2 separate regions of the Homo sapiens genome follow, and region 2 is linked to region 1. Evidence: read pairs that join two places in POLR2A ChIA-PET (ENCODE). Cell type or tissue: GM12878. All regions are shown on one strand. Links, peaks and the distances in the headings refer to the core of each region. The heading gives the core; the rest is flanking DNA.

Region 1 (7,229 bases), core at 2,060-4,559:
TTTCCCCCAACGGAGCCTTTAGAGGAGACCACACTGCCTCTGTCAACACCTTAACTACAGCCTTGCGGGAGACCCTGAATCAGAGGAACACGTAAGCTGTGCTCAATTCCTGACAGACGCAAACTACTGTGCAATAATAGATATGTGCTGTTTTAAGCTGCTAGGTTTTGGAATAGTTTGAATGCAGCAATAAGTAACTAATCCATCAACCCTGTTATGCTATGAAGTTTTAGTCTGGGATGGCACAGTCAGGAAGAGGATCAGGGGAGGGCTGGTTAGACATCACATCATAACAGGCAGGTTACCTGGAGTAACTGTTTGTTGTATTACATCACTAAAGCAAAAGCAGGTTGTTATGGAAAGGAAGCAACAGTCAAACAATTCCTAAAGATAAAATGTACCATAGCACAACTAAAACTATCTCAAGAGTAATAATAGGCACGCCCTAGCTGCCATTTTGATTTATAATAAAATGGTTCCAATAAAAGGAACCTGGGCTCTTTGGAGAAATGACTGCTTCTAGGACTGGGGCAGGAAATAGACAAGATGTGCCTGGAGTGTCTTGTAGTGCCAGAAAGTAATAAGTGCTCAAAAAAAAAAATCCCAAAAGCCACATTGAAGGGGCCAAAGGGAACACAGAAGCCAACTCAAAGGGGCCCCAGTGGCCAGCACTGGAAAAATTTGAGCAACAAAATAAACAAAGCAGTACTGGATTATAACCCGAAGTATAAAATTAATATCCATGAACCCTTAATGATATAAATGATAGAATAAATAAATAAATAAATGGGGGGGACAAATATCCTATGCAGAAGAATTCCACATAATTATGTGGATACTCAGCTCTCGAGGAAGTGGAGCATACCTCCCTTCCACTTAAGTGTGAGACTTCCTTCCAAAGAGTGCAGCATGGAAAGGAGGGGGAAAGATGAACTTTGCAGTGGAGAAACCTGATAAACACGACCTTGGCCAGATGATCAATGTCACATCAGCAGTGATAAATTATGTGGATAATATGTACCTTTGATATGCTATAACAAAAATAGCACTTTACTTCTGTGGTCTTTCTCCCAAAACACATAACCCCAGATTAATCCTGAGAAAAACATCAGGCAAATCCCAATGGAGGGACAGTCTACCAAACACCTGAACAGTGTGCCTTGTAACTGTCAAGGTCATCAAGGAAAATCTAAGAATTTTTTTTGTGACAGGGCCTCACTCTGTCGCCTAGGCTGGAGTGCAGTGGCACGATCTCGGCTCACTGAAACCTCTGCCTCCCAAGGTTCAAGTGGTTCTCCTGCCTCAGCCTCCAGAGTAGCTGGGATTACAGACAAGCGCCACCAAGCCCTGCTGATTTTTGTATTTTTGTAGAGATGGGGTTTTGCCATGTTGGCCAGGCTGGTCTTGAACTCCTGACCTCAGTTGATCCACCCACCTCAGCCTCCCAAAGTGCTGGGATTATGGGTGTGAGGCATCGTGCCCGGCCCTAAAGTCTAAGAAATTATGGCCAAGAGGAGCTTAAAGAGACATGATGACTAAATGTAATATGGTGTCCTGGAAAGGATCCTGGAACAGAAAAATTACCAGCTATCATCCAGTAATAGGTATGTGGTCTTGGGCAAGTTACTTGACATTAGGTAAAATTAAGGAAATCTGAATAAGGCATGGACTTAATTAATAATCATATGTCGATGTTGGTTCATTAAGTGTAACAAATGTACCCTTCTAGTGGAAACTGCATTTGGGGTATGTGAGAATTCTCTGTAGTGCCTTTATAATTTTTTGGTAAAAAAAAGCTGTTCTAAAATAAAAATTTAATTAAGTAACAAAAAAGAAGATGGGGAGATGCTGAGGAATGAGGAAGAGTGTGGAGAAGAACAGCTGGAACCAGATGACTGGTTTTAGGATCTGGCAGTGGTTGCCAGGTCTTGGACAAAGAGAAGTTGAATGGCTGTATCTGAGGTAGAAGAGTTTTCATGGAAACTAGAGTTTAAATTGAATTTTTATTAACTTAATTTTAGTAGGAAATTCAAAGACCACTTTATGGGACTTTGTCATTCGTATATCATCTGTCTTTCCCGGGGCTTCATGTGCTTGTTATGTGCTTTTTGGAATGCATATTTACATTTTAAAAGTATTTAAAGTTAAAATGTTCACTGGTTTAAAAAAAAAAACGGAATAGAGGCTGTTAAACAGCAAATGGGAATCTTTGGATAATTGCACTGGGAATGAAAACACCCAATCCAAATGTTCTCCCAGAAATCAGTACTAAAAAGAATAATGATAAGACATTTAAGAGAAAAAAAAATACGTGAAAAATAGGTTTAGGAAATTTTGACACACATATTATAGGAATTATAGGAATTATAGTAGGAGGAAAAAGGAGATTGGAGGTCAAAGAACTAATGGAAAAAAATTTATTGAGTTCGAGAATGTCATCTTAAGATCTAATAAGCCAATTGCATGCTCGTCAGGAGGAATCAAAGAACAGCCACAACTAGACATATCCTGGTGAAGTTTCTGAATTTCAAGGATGAATATCACGGAATTACAGTCTTAATCCTGAAATTACAGACTATTAAGGAATCAATAAGAATGAGCAAACTACTTAACAAAATCTATGCAGTGCTGTCCATGCTGTGTTCAAAAGACAGCTCCTTATCCAGCTATAGCTATGTGATGCTGGGCAAGTTACTAGACTTCTTAAAGCTTCCATTTCCTCATTTTAAAATAATATTAGTTTGGTTCAAAAGTATTTGTGGTTTTTACCATTACCTTTAATGGCAAGAGCAGCAATTACTTTTGCACCAATCTAATAATATCAACTACTTCCACTGTGCTGTGTGTGGGTCAGACACTGCTCTAGGGGCTTTCCAGGCAGTAATTAATTTATCTTCCTCCACAGCCCCATGGTGTAGCTTATATAATTATGCCGTTTTGCAAATGAGAAAACCAAAATGCAGAGAAGCTATTTGCACAAGGTTATGGAATGGTAAGTGGCAGAGACTTTCTCAAGTCTGCACTCATAATTACTTTGCTATAAATACCTCTTATATGGCCTGGTGTGGTATTATGAGGATTCAGTGACATAATGCATTTAAGATGTGCAGCATTGGTGCCTACCATACAATGTATTAGATAATTGAAGCTAGTATTTGTTTAAAAGGTGAAGCAAATATTCAACTCAAGGAGCTAGAAAAGGAATGATAAGATAAATTTAAATCAAGTAGAAATTAACAATGAAAAAGCATAAAATGCTAAGTTAGGAAGATAAAAATCGTACACAGAATTGATAAATAAAAGCAAAACTTGAATCTGAAAAAAATCAAATATACAAATTTCTTACAAGTTTTATTACAGAGAAAGATGGGTAAAATGCACAGTATTACACTTTGTCAAATCTGGGATTATTTCCTACAAAAATGCACACAAAAATATTAAGCAGAAAATGTAATAGAGTAATTAAAACAGAAGAAATAGAAAACACCAACAAATGTACCTCCAAAAGTAATCATTCCCAGATTTTACAAATGAGTTCTGTCAGAACATAATTGATTCAGCAAATATTCTAATTATGGCCAGGTGTGGTAACTCATGCCTGTAATCCCAGCACTTTGGGAGGCTGAGGCTGTAGGATCACTTGAGGCCAGAGGTTGGAGACCAACCTGAGCAACATAGCAATAGCTATGTGAGGGAGACCCCATCTCTATACAAAATTTTTAAAAAATTAGCTTGTTGTGGTGGTGCGTGCCTGTGGTCCCAGCTACTCAGGAGGCTGAGGCGGGAGAATCACCTGAGCCCTGGAAGTCAAGGCTGCAGTGAGCCAAGATCATGCCACTGCACTTCAGCCTAGGTGACAGAGCAAGACACTGCCAAACAAAAAAATTCTAATTACTATGTGTTGGGAACTGTCTTGTCACTGGCTTTGTGGAAATAAAAGAAGAAAAATCCTTGCTATGGAGGAGTGAGGAAATATTGAAAATTCTCTTACTATTTAAACTCTTCCTAACTCACTTTTTATGTGCCCCAAAAAGAAGGCACATAAAAAGAATATGAAGAATGAACTCCCTTAGGGATGGACACTATCTAAGTAAAGTTGTTAATGCAGCCTCTTCCCTTCTGAAAGAGAACCTGGCTTTTCCATTCATTATTTAGCTCTGTTCCCCTACACACCAGATGAAGATGAAATATCAAGTAGGCCTGGGTGGCAAAGTGTCTGGGCTGGGATGACTATAAATGAACTATCCATTTTTAGTGGAGTGTCACAGCCTTGGGCTCTCCTGAGTGCAGGGGCCTTGGAAGCTGTCTGTGATCTCTTTCACCAGATATTGACTCCTGTGGGGCACAAAGCCTTAGGCCAGGACATATCTTGGGCCTCCCAATGGAAGTCGTGCTTCTCCACACCTGAGTCATCACCTGGAGCACTAAAGAGAATGGTGCCTGGACGACCTTGAGGGCCATTCCTACTGAAGAGCAGCACCTAATGCTGCCACCCTGGGAACCTGTGTTTCATCCTCTGTTCAAAATAAAGGAAGAACAAATTGATTCCATCAGCGTATTAAAACCATAATATAGTATGACCAAATAGAACTTATTCCAGGAATGTGAGGATGGCTCAACATTTAGTAATCAGTTAAAATAATGTATCATATGAGTTAGTGGAAAGAAAACTCATGATCCTGATAAAAACTTGAAAGGCGTTTGTAAAATTCAGCTATCATTTCTAATAAAAATTTGGAGAACTAAATATTCGAAACTGTTCCCTATTAGGAAATCAACAGCAAACATGATATTGATTGATAGATGATTATTTTAGATTCAGGAGGTACATGTGCAGCTGTGTTATATGAATATATTGTGTAATGGTGAGGTCTGGGCTTCTGATGTACCCATCATCCAAATAGTGACCATTGTACCTAATAGGTAATTTTTCAACCCTTGCCCCCTCCTCCCCTCCCCTATTTGGAGTCTTTGGCGTCTAGTGTTTCCATCTTTATGTCCATGTGTACCCATTGTTTAGCTCCCACTTATAAGTGAGGTCATGCAAGCAAACATGATATTTAAATGAAAAGCATTGAAAGCATTCCCAATAATATGAAGGAAATGTCGACAATCATTTTATTACCACAATTGCATTCTAAGGTCAATCTAGAGCTGTAAGATAGCTCATTGGACTAAATTAGAGTCCAGAAAGATACTTAAGAAAAATTAAAATTTAGTGTTCAATAAGGTAGTATTTCAAATCAGTAGGTAAAAGAGATATTTAGTTAGTAATAGTATCAACCAAACATGGAAGAAAAATAAATTAGATTTCTTCTATACCCTCAAATAAACTCTAAAAAGATTAAAGATTTAATTGCTGAAAATAAAATCATTCACAGACTGGAAAAATAGAGATAAATATGTTATATGTTTGACCACATGAAAACACAGTCAGAAAACACTACAAGCATAACAATAAACAGAAGAAAATAAATGTAATATATTTGAAAAACAAAGATACACAAAGAACTCTTAGTAATCAGTAAGCAAAAGATTAATATACCAACAGAAATCTGGGCACTAACAGGTAACTCACAAGTGAAGAAATATAAAAAAGCAAGAATTCATTAATTTATGAATTCAATACATATGTATTAGCATCATAAATTTGCCAGACACACGGCCAAGGTTAATAAAAAATCACTGTCCAGTGTTGATAAGGATGTCAGAAGTGGACATTCTTAAACGTGACTAATGGGATTATTATAAATTATAAATTCTATTATTATATGTTAGAACATATTTCTGGAGGACAGTTTGGCAAAACGTATTGAGAGTGAAAGGGTTGCAAATACTTGACCATTCATTCCAAATGTAGGATTTATATTGTCATGAGTGGACGTGAGCCCTGGAACTGGGCAGTCATCTTATAGCCCCAAGGGGAGGGAAGTCAACCCACAGAGTGGCAAAGCAGCCTGTCCACAAGATCTCAGAGCTGCAGATCCGACCACCCCAGGACCCACCGTATCCACAGATGCAGTGTTTTGTGAGATGGCAAATTTCCTTATCACTCCAGTCAGTGTTAACTGGGGTTTTGTGATTTGTGGTCAATGCAATCTTGATGACACAGGGCTCTGTCCTTCCGTTCAGAACTTCTAGCCTCATCTTCCACTTCTTCCCAACAGCCACTTCTGCAGTAGTCAGGCTGCTTCCAACCCTGTCAACACCTTGATTTGCACTTCTGGTTCCAAGATTGTGCGAGAATAAATTTCCGTGGCTTTAAGTCTCCCAGTTTGTATACTTTGTGATGGCAGCCCCAGGACACAGATATAGCTGAGGCCTAGAATCCACCTCCCTCTTCCCCAAAGGCATACTTTGATTTTCTGCTTGTATTAAGTAGACTTGGAGTACAGCCTATAGAGTATCGGTCAACAGAAGTGGAGATTGATTTATGGCCTTGCAGATAAGAACACAGGCTCTGGGGTCTGGTAAATCTCATTCAAGTTGCCAGCTGTGTGTCTATGGCAACTCTCCTAGCTTCTCTGAGCTTCCATTTGGATATCTACAAATAGGGTTAATAAAGATTGTTGAGGGGGCTGAGTGAGATGATATATATAAAGTGCTTAATAAGTTATCTTGTGCACAGGAAGATTTAACAAATTCTAATGCCTTAAGGCTCCAGTGTAATCCAGAACAACAGTTCTCATCCTCCCTTAATTAGATGGACATCAATGAATTGGCCACAGCAAAGGGTGGGGAGTTGGGGGAGTCCCATAGTCTCTGAGAAATACAGGGGCATGTCTCAAGTAATGGTGGACTATGCCAATGGGAGGATGTGAAATTCCATTTACAAGGATAGCCCAGATTGTTATTAACCAACAACAGTGAGGAAAGAGAAGTGAGAGGAAGGAGGAAAGAAATAGATCCTAGGTCTTGGAGCTCAGAGAAAACTGTGTGGGGCCACACAGGGAACAGTAGCTTCCAAGGGCAGCAGACACAGGGTTTGCTCAGGCAGGATGTGAGGGAAGGGGTCCTGGGTTCCCCTTCCACGGAGAGAAGACCCAACCGAAGGACAGCATCACCAGTGGGGCTTACCCCATCATGCTTACTTAGAAAGTAGTGATCTAGAAATAACTACTTGATTAGGAAATTAGCACTTGAGGATTCTCATAACTAGTTACCTCTTGGCTGCTTGGAGTAAAAGGCAGAACAGGTTTTACTTGGAAATGCAGTGCCTTTTTTTTTTT
Region 2 (7,229 bases), core at 3,046-5,545, 230 kb before region 1:
TCTATCGTTATTTAAGTCTCAGCTTTAGCTCTCATCCCAGATACCTTCCCTGATCACCCCATAATCCTATATAGAGTTTCCCTAATCTCTAATCCAATACTATGTTCATTTTCTTCACTGTATTAACTGATTCATAATAATTTGTTCATTTACTTTATTTCTGTCTCTCGCACTAGAATATAATCTTTAAAAAACAGTACCACATACATTACAATAACTTGTCAAATTCATTCAAGTCATTCATCCAAAAGAATATTTATTAAGATAGCATTTTAGGAGCTGGGAATATAGAAGTGAATAAAAGGAACCAAAACACTTGTCTTCATTTAGCTTATATTCCAGCAGAAGGAGGCCAACGAGATATAGTAAATGATATGTTTGTTAGGTGAAAAGTGCTATAGAGAAAAATTAAAACAGGGGAAGGTGGACAAGAAGTCCTGGAAGAGAGGTGTAATTTTAAACAGGGTGGCTGGGCTGGGTCTCACCAAGAAGGTGCCAACTGAGTTAAAATGTTAAGGAAATAAAAGAGTGAGCCAACAGGCATATATCTAGGGGAAAACCATTACAGGTAAAGGCAACAGGCAATGCAAAGATCCTAAGGTAGGAGCATGTCTGGCATGCTTCTGGCATGAAGAGCATATACTGGCTAGAAGACCAGTATAGCCTGAGAACACAGTGTACGAGGGGGAAAAGGTAAGGAGTGGGGTCAAAGAGATACCAGAGAGCCAGAATGGCCATGCTGGATATAAAGGCTTTAGCTTTTACAGTACTCTAAGGAAACTGTGAACTCAGTGGAGAGCTCTGAGCACAGACATGATAGTTCTCGACTTACACTATTAAAGAATTATCCTGGGCCGAGGTGGGCAAATTACCTGAGGTCAGGAGTTCAAGACCAGCCTGGCGAACATGGTGAAACCCCGTCTCTACGAAAAATACAAAAATTAGCTGGGTGTGGTGGCATGTGCCTGTAATTCCAGCTACTTGGGAGGCTGAGGAAGGAGAATTGCTTGAGCCCGGGAGGCAGAGGTTGCAGTGAGCCAAGATCATACCACTGCACTCTAGCCTGGCCAACAAAGCTAGACTTCATCTCAAAAAAAAAAAAAAAAAGAGTTATCCTGGGCCAGGCGTGGTGGCTCATGCCTGTAATCCCAGTACTTTGGAAGGCCAAGGCAGGAGAATCACTTGAGCTCAGCGGTTCAAGCCTAGCCTGGGCAACATAGTTTTTAAAACTCCATCTCTACAAAAAAAAATTGTTTTTAATTAAAAAATTAGCCAGGTGCAGTGGCACATGCCTGTGATCCCATCTACTTAGGAGGCTGAGGTGGGAGGATCACTTGAGCCCAAGAGGTCAAGGTAGCAGTGAGCCAAGATCATGCCACTGCACTCCAGCCTGGGTGACAGCACAAGACTCCGTCTCAAAATAAATAAATAAATCCTGGCTGGTATGTTGAGAATAAGCAGGAGGAGGGGTGGACAGCAATGATAAAAGCAGCGAGACCAGTTCAGAGATGCAGTAATCTAAGGGAGGGGAGAAGATGACGATGGCTTACAACCAGGGTGATAGCAGTGGGGTGGTGAGCAGCAGACATATGAAAGACAGTAAGCTTCCTGATGAAGGAGATCATGGGGTGTATGAGAACAAAGGAGTTAACAATGATTCCAAGGTATCAGCCTGGACAACTGGAAGAATGGGGTTTGACATCAACTGATTTGGCAAATGCAGATAAGAAAGCTAAAGGAAGATTCAGGGTTAAGTTTTATACACATTAACCATATGAATAAAATGTTGCTAAGCTTCACAAAGCTTCTATTTCAAATGAATTCATGTTGAATCAATAACCCAAAGGTCCTGTTCTTACCTAAGGTTATGGAAGTACTACATCCTGACCAACTTTCATAATAAACACACACACAAACTGACTTCAATACCCACCCCGAGACACACATACATACAGAAAAACATACAGAAAGACACACACACACACACACACACACACACACAGAGCTCACAGCTAGATTTCTAAAGTGAATTCACAGAAACAACTCTTTCACTTTGTGCTCCAACATCTCTATGACTGCTGCAATCTGAAATAAAAAGGCAAGCAAACCAATCCCCACATTTTCCTCAACACTATTGGCCAAAACAAAATCTCCTGAGCACATCATCCCATGAAAATAAATGCCCATAATGGGTCACAACCCATTGTATTCTAATTCAAACCTGTACAAAATAATTGGACATGGGGTTTTTAAATCAACAAATTCCTTAGAACCATCCCTCAAAATTCAGATTCACTAAGCTTGGCAGAAGGGCCTTACTGCCCACATTTTTAACAAGAATCTCGGACCATGCAGGAGGCTTGGGAACCAAGGTGCTCAGGATCTCCTGCAATGGAAGAAAGACACTTGCATACATACAACCTAAGGGTAACTTTTGGGGGCAGGGGGGATGTGGGGGTAAAGCTTTAAAAATCTCTTACCCTTGTGGTTCTCATTATCAATAGTAGTCACCAAGTGTCAGCAAGTAGACAACCACCACCACCACTGTCAAACCATCCCTAGATCCATGTATACAACTGCTATCAACTTTGTAAGCCACATTCACAACTGCACGCAGAGAGGAGAAGGAAACCAAAAGCATGTTTGCTCACAGCTCTTCTAGATTCAGAAATCCTATTCTTTATAAGAACATCTACAAGAAAGACAGGATACAATTACATGGGCGCCAAAATTATTTTCACAGAGAAACATTTAAATCACCACTTTCCTCAACTGTGGCTCCCGATTTCCAAAGACATAAGAAGTTCTCATAGCAGATTTCAAAGCCCTTCAGGAGCTGAACTCATGATTCCCAACACTTCTCACTGCATAATCTTCTTGCCTATTCTGTGCCCACAGAATTCTCTACTTTATTATCTCCCACAGCCAGACTTTTGTTTCCCAGTTTTTAATCACTCTTTAAGCTTCACCTGCTCCTCTAAGTCCCCTAATTAAACAGAGCCTGATCTAAATGTATCACTCACCCCCACAGAGCCTGCAAGATTTCCTACATTGCTACCAGATGTGTTTGAGTATGCTTGTACAGGCGTGTAGGCACAGGAACAGACACAGAGCTGGTCAATCTTTGTAGTGATTCCTTTAAATTATAAAATCATCAAGTGCAGATACCAAATCATGACTGTAAAATGTGTCTCTGGAGCACAAAGAGCTAACCTGTGTACACGACATATATTACAGTGCATTATGAAGATGTTCTCCAGAGAACTCATGTGCACCCAGAGTTCAAGTTCCCTGCTTAGTAGAAAAGGGAATAAACATGACTCTGGGTAACTTTTCAGCTCTAGTGTCATCATTCACTTAATTTACACTTTCATCTCCAAAGAATGAGAAATGGTCAATGAGTAAAGTAGACAGAAGATGTGACTAAGAAGAAAACAGAAGAAGACTGGCTTTTAAATATTTTTGCAGAACCCCCCTCTTCCTGGGAACACACAAACCAGAATAACTAGAACTCAAGTTGTACAGCCTACCAGATAGGATACTAGGCAGATCCTAACACATCATGAAAACAAACCTGAACAAAACAAAACTTGCCTTGAAAGCACCAGCCATATTCTGAGATCATAGTTAAATTTGAAAGATGTAAGCCTCCTCCCAAGACTCCAGTTGCTATGCTCAGAGAAAAAGTGGGAATGGGACACTAGTTTTTTTCTATTATTTTCGGTATAACAAAACAACATATATGGATATCAAAAGAAAAAATCCTGCTAAAATCTTAACAGGTCAAATCACTTTCAAACTTCTATATTGTACCAGTCTATAAAGTACATATATGCTATAGGAAGAGATGCGGGGGGGGGTCCCAAAAAATTCAAGAGCAAAACCTAGTTACAAAATGTTATGTTAATAACTAGCTTCCAAAAGTGAATTACAATTATAGTATTGCACACACAGAACTGACTTAATAAAGAACTCTTTCTTGCAAAATATCATCTCAACCAAGGTAGGATACAGTAAAAGGAGGAAGAAAAGTCACTGAAAACACCACTCTACTAGAACTGGGCCAAAAACATCCCCCCTAGCTGCCCAAGGCAAAAAAAAAAAAAAAAAAAATCAAAACTAAATAAAGAGCCCAGCCAGGCACGGTGGCTCACACCTGTAATCCCAGCACTTTGGGAGGCCATAGCGGGCAGATCACTTGAGGTCAGAAGTTCGAGACCAGCCTGGCCAACGAGGTGAAACTCCATCTCTATTAAAAATTCAAAAAATGAGCTGGACGTGGTGGTGGGTGCCTGTAATCCCAGCTACTCAGGAGGCTGAGGCAGGAGAATCGCTTGAAGCCGGGAGGCAGAATTGCAGTGAGTCAAGATCGCGTCACTGAACCCCAGCCTGGGCGACAGAGAGAGACACTCTCAAATAAATAGCCCAGAACTAGCTGATTATTTATGAAAAACCTAAGAACTCTGTAATTACCCCATCTTTCCAGGTTGGAAAACAACAAAGCTGTTAGAATATTAAGGTGGCCTATGAGATTAGTCCTAACAACAATCTAGTTTTTAACAATTCTTCCAAAAGAGTTCTAAATCTTTACCTCCCATTTAGTAAACAAACTTCTCAGATTCAGACTTCTGATTAGAGGTAAAGGGTATGTGACAACACCAATGAACTGCAAATTCCAATGACTATTATTCTATTAACTTCAGAAGTGGAAAAACAAGGTATGTTAAGAGTTCAAGACCAGCCTGGCGAACATGGTGAAACACCGTCTCTACTAAAAATACAAAAATTAGCCGGGTATGGTGGTGGGTGCCTGTAATCCCAGCTACTTGGGAGGCTGAGGCAGGAGAATTGCTTCAACCCGGGAGGCGGAGGTTGCAGTGAGCCAAGATTGCGCCACTGGACTCCAGATTGGGCGACAGAGCTAGAACCCAGTGGCGGGGGGATGCCATGGGTCAGCTTCCAAGGGTCCTTCATCATCTGTTTTGATGGGAAAGCACCCTATATTGCATCCCAGCTTCCTTGGGCCTTTTCTTTTCTCTAGAATATTCTTTTCTCTAGAATATCCAGGTATTCTTTTCTCTAGAATATCCAGACTGGTGGAGACAAGAATCATTCCTCAGGCTACTAGTATCCCTTATAAAAGGGAATCTTACTCAATGTCTTTGACCCTATGAGAAGACGGGCAAATCATAGGCTATAAGCTGCTTGTAACATTTGAAGAAATAAACTATTTGCCTTCTTTGTGGTTAGTGTACAGAGAGACAGAGAGACAGACAGACAGATACAAGGAATATAGATCGTCTAGAAGTAAAAACAGGGAAGACTGATAAACCAAGAGAATAGACACCTATATCCTCAAGCGTACTCAAGTCAGCTCTGAAATTCACCCAGATGTGTGGCTCATTGCCTAGACCAACATATACATCTGGTAATAATAAACACTGATATGTCATAAACAAAAAGAGTTTCTTTAACTCTACAAAGTACTAGTAATATTAAAATTTACATAAAGACAAAGAATATATATGAAATAGATTTTTTTAGATGGTATTTCAACTTAAGTAACTGTATTAAGAAATGAAAAACTGGTATTTTACTGCCTAGTTTTCAAAACACTAAAATCTTTAATTTGACCAAGTTACAAATCTGTTTTCAGTAGAGGGAGAAAACACACTGCCTCCGTTCAATGCAAAGGACAAAAAAGATCATCACTGCAAATCATAATGTTTGGGTTCATGATGAAAACAGGAAACAGACAGGCTGCCCAGGTATAATTATGGTTGTAATCTAATGTGCCTTCAGGTTCAGCCAAGAATTAAAACCCAGTGAAGAGGGTAAGCAGAATTTACTTGCCTCTACTTTGCTGCAGAATGCAACTTTTAATAATACTCCCAGCAACATGTTACATAACCAACAGTAAACAACAATCTGATTCAAACCTCATTAGTAACAACATTCTGCCACTGTCTCCCACTGAAATTAATAGCTGACTTTGCCAGAGGGGAAAGAAATCCAACACATTATCAATCTACCCATTTCTGTGGCGCCTACCACAGTGAACCAGACACGCAGATAATACTACCAGATCTGTACAGAACCTACGAAAATATTTTATTCTTTTTTTCCAGTTTGCTGCTCTCTTCCTCCTTTTAACTAGACCATATCATGTGGATGCCTTTAAAACCTGAGAGTAAAGTCAGTTGAGAAGGTTAATCTAACTTTTCTTGCTTATTTCAGCTATGATCTGAAAGGAATGGAAGCACAAAATGATGAATAAGGTATTTTTAACAAAGATACATGGGTAAATTAACAGCAGTAATGTAAAAAAGACTGAGGGAGCAACAATGTGGAAAGGGAAGGAAAGGAAGCTGTATAGGAACAATCACACAAATAATCATCAAAATTAAACTTTATAAATCTAAACATAGTATCTACAACCTTTATGAAGGTTAAGTTTTGTTAAATTGTCTAAGTTTTGCATTTTTACAATTTTCACTGTAGAGAAAAAAATATTAATAGTTACCAAAGGAATAAAAGACTAAAATAATTTGTTATACATCTGCAAATAGCTCCTTAAATTTGGAACACTAATTTCATAATGATATTTGGATCCATAAATGTGAAACTGTCACACTGAATGTAGGTACTGTTTTCCCCACAATGGATACTACTGCATTGGCATCTAGCAGAAATTGTAAGCTATTTGGAATGTTACTAAACCTACTGGGACTAAGGTTTTCAATCTTTTGTCTTTCAAATTAAAATTAAAAACTAATTCACTCTGGGCAATTCAGGTACTCTAAGGAAATTCAAGTACTCTAGTTTTAAATACGAATTTTCAAAAACGCAACCCAAGTACCCTTTCCTCTCAACTTCTGTGAGGCCAAGCCACGACCTCCACCTATTCAATCTTTGCTGCTAGATAACAACCCTTTTGGTAGTGCTAGGCAACAGGCATGATGTGACAAACCTAGACATCAAAACTTTTCCACAGAAAGATAAGGTAAACAAGATATACTTAGCGCCACACCCATTTAAATGCACAAGCAACCAAAATTGCTCCCTCCCCCCGCAACACCCCCCCCCCCCCCCCAAAGCTCCAGCTGGTCAGGAAACATTGTCTTTACAATCAAGATAAACATCTGGCTCAGGGTGTTCAGCCATTCCTCACCTACAGGCTTGCCTAAGCCCCATTCTCCAATGCCATCACCACCAGAACCGGAACATTC

What was found. Peaks named below come from ENCODE experiments on the same cell type or tissue, not always from the same donor. Only the 100,000 strongest peaks of a DNase experiment are listed, where the experiment ranks them.
Region 2: POLR2A ChIA-PET joins it to region 1 with 5 read pairs; 4 of 35 experiments call an interaction of 5 or more read pairs at or near these places.

Annotation. Positions count from the first base shown.
Region 1 is chr5:135,901,032-135,908,260 of GRCh38, reverse strand. No RefSeq gene overlaps it. Among named protein-coding and RNA genes, the nearest start is that of IL9, 8.8 kb to the right of the region's middle. In GM12878, for the core only: no CTCF peak of the experiment used is centred there; no DNase peak of the experiment used is centred there.
Region 2 is chr5:136,133,902-136,141,130 of GRCh38, reverse strand. The region is part of intron 1 of SMAD5 (SMAD family member 5); the gene reads right to left. SMAD5-AS1 (SMAD5 antisense RNA 1) reads left to right here and starts at 6,241. Exons shown (of 2, transcript NR_026763.1): 1 at 6,241-7,229. In GM12878, for the core only: no CTCF peak of the experiment used is centred there; no DNase peak of the experiment used is centred there.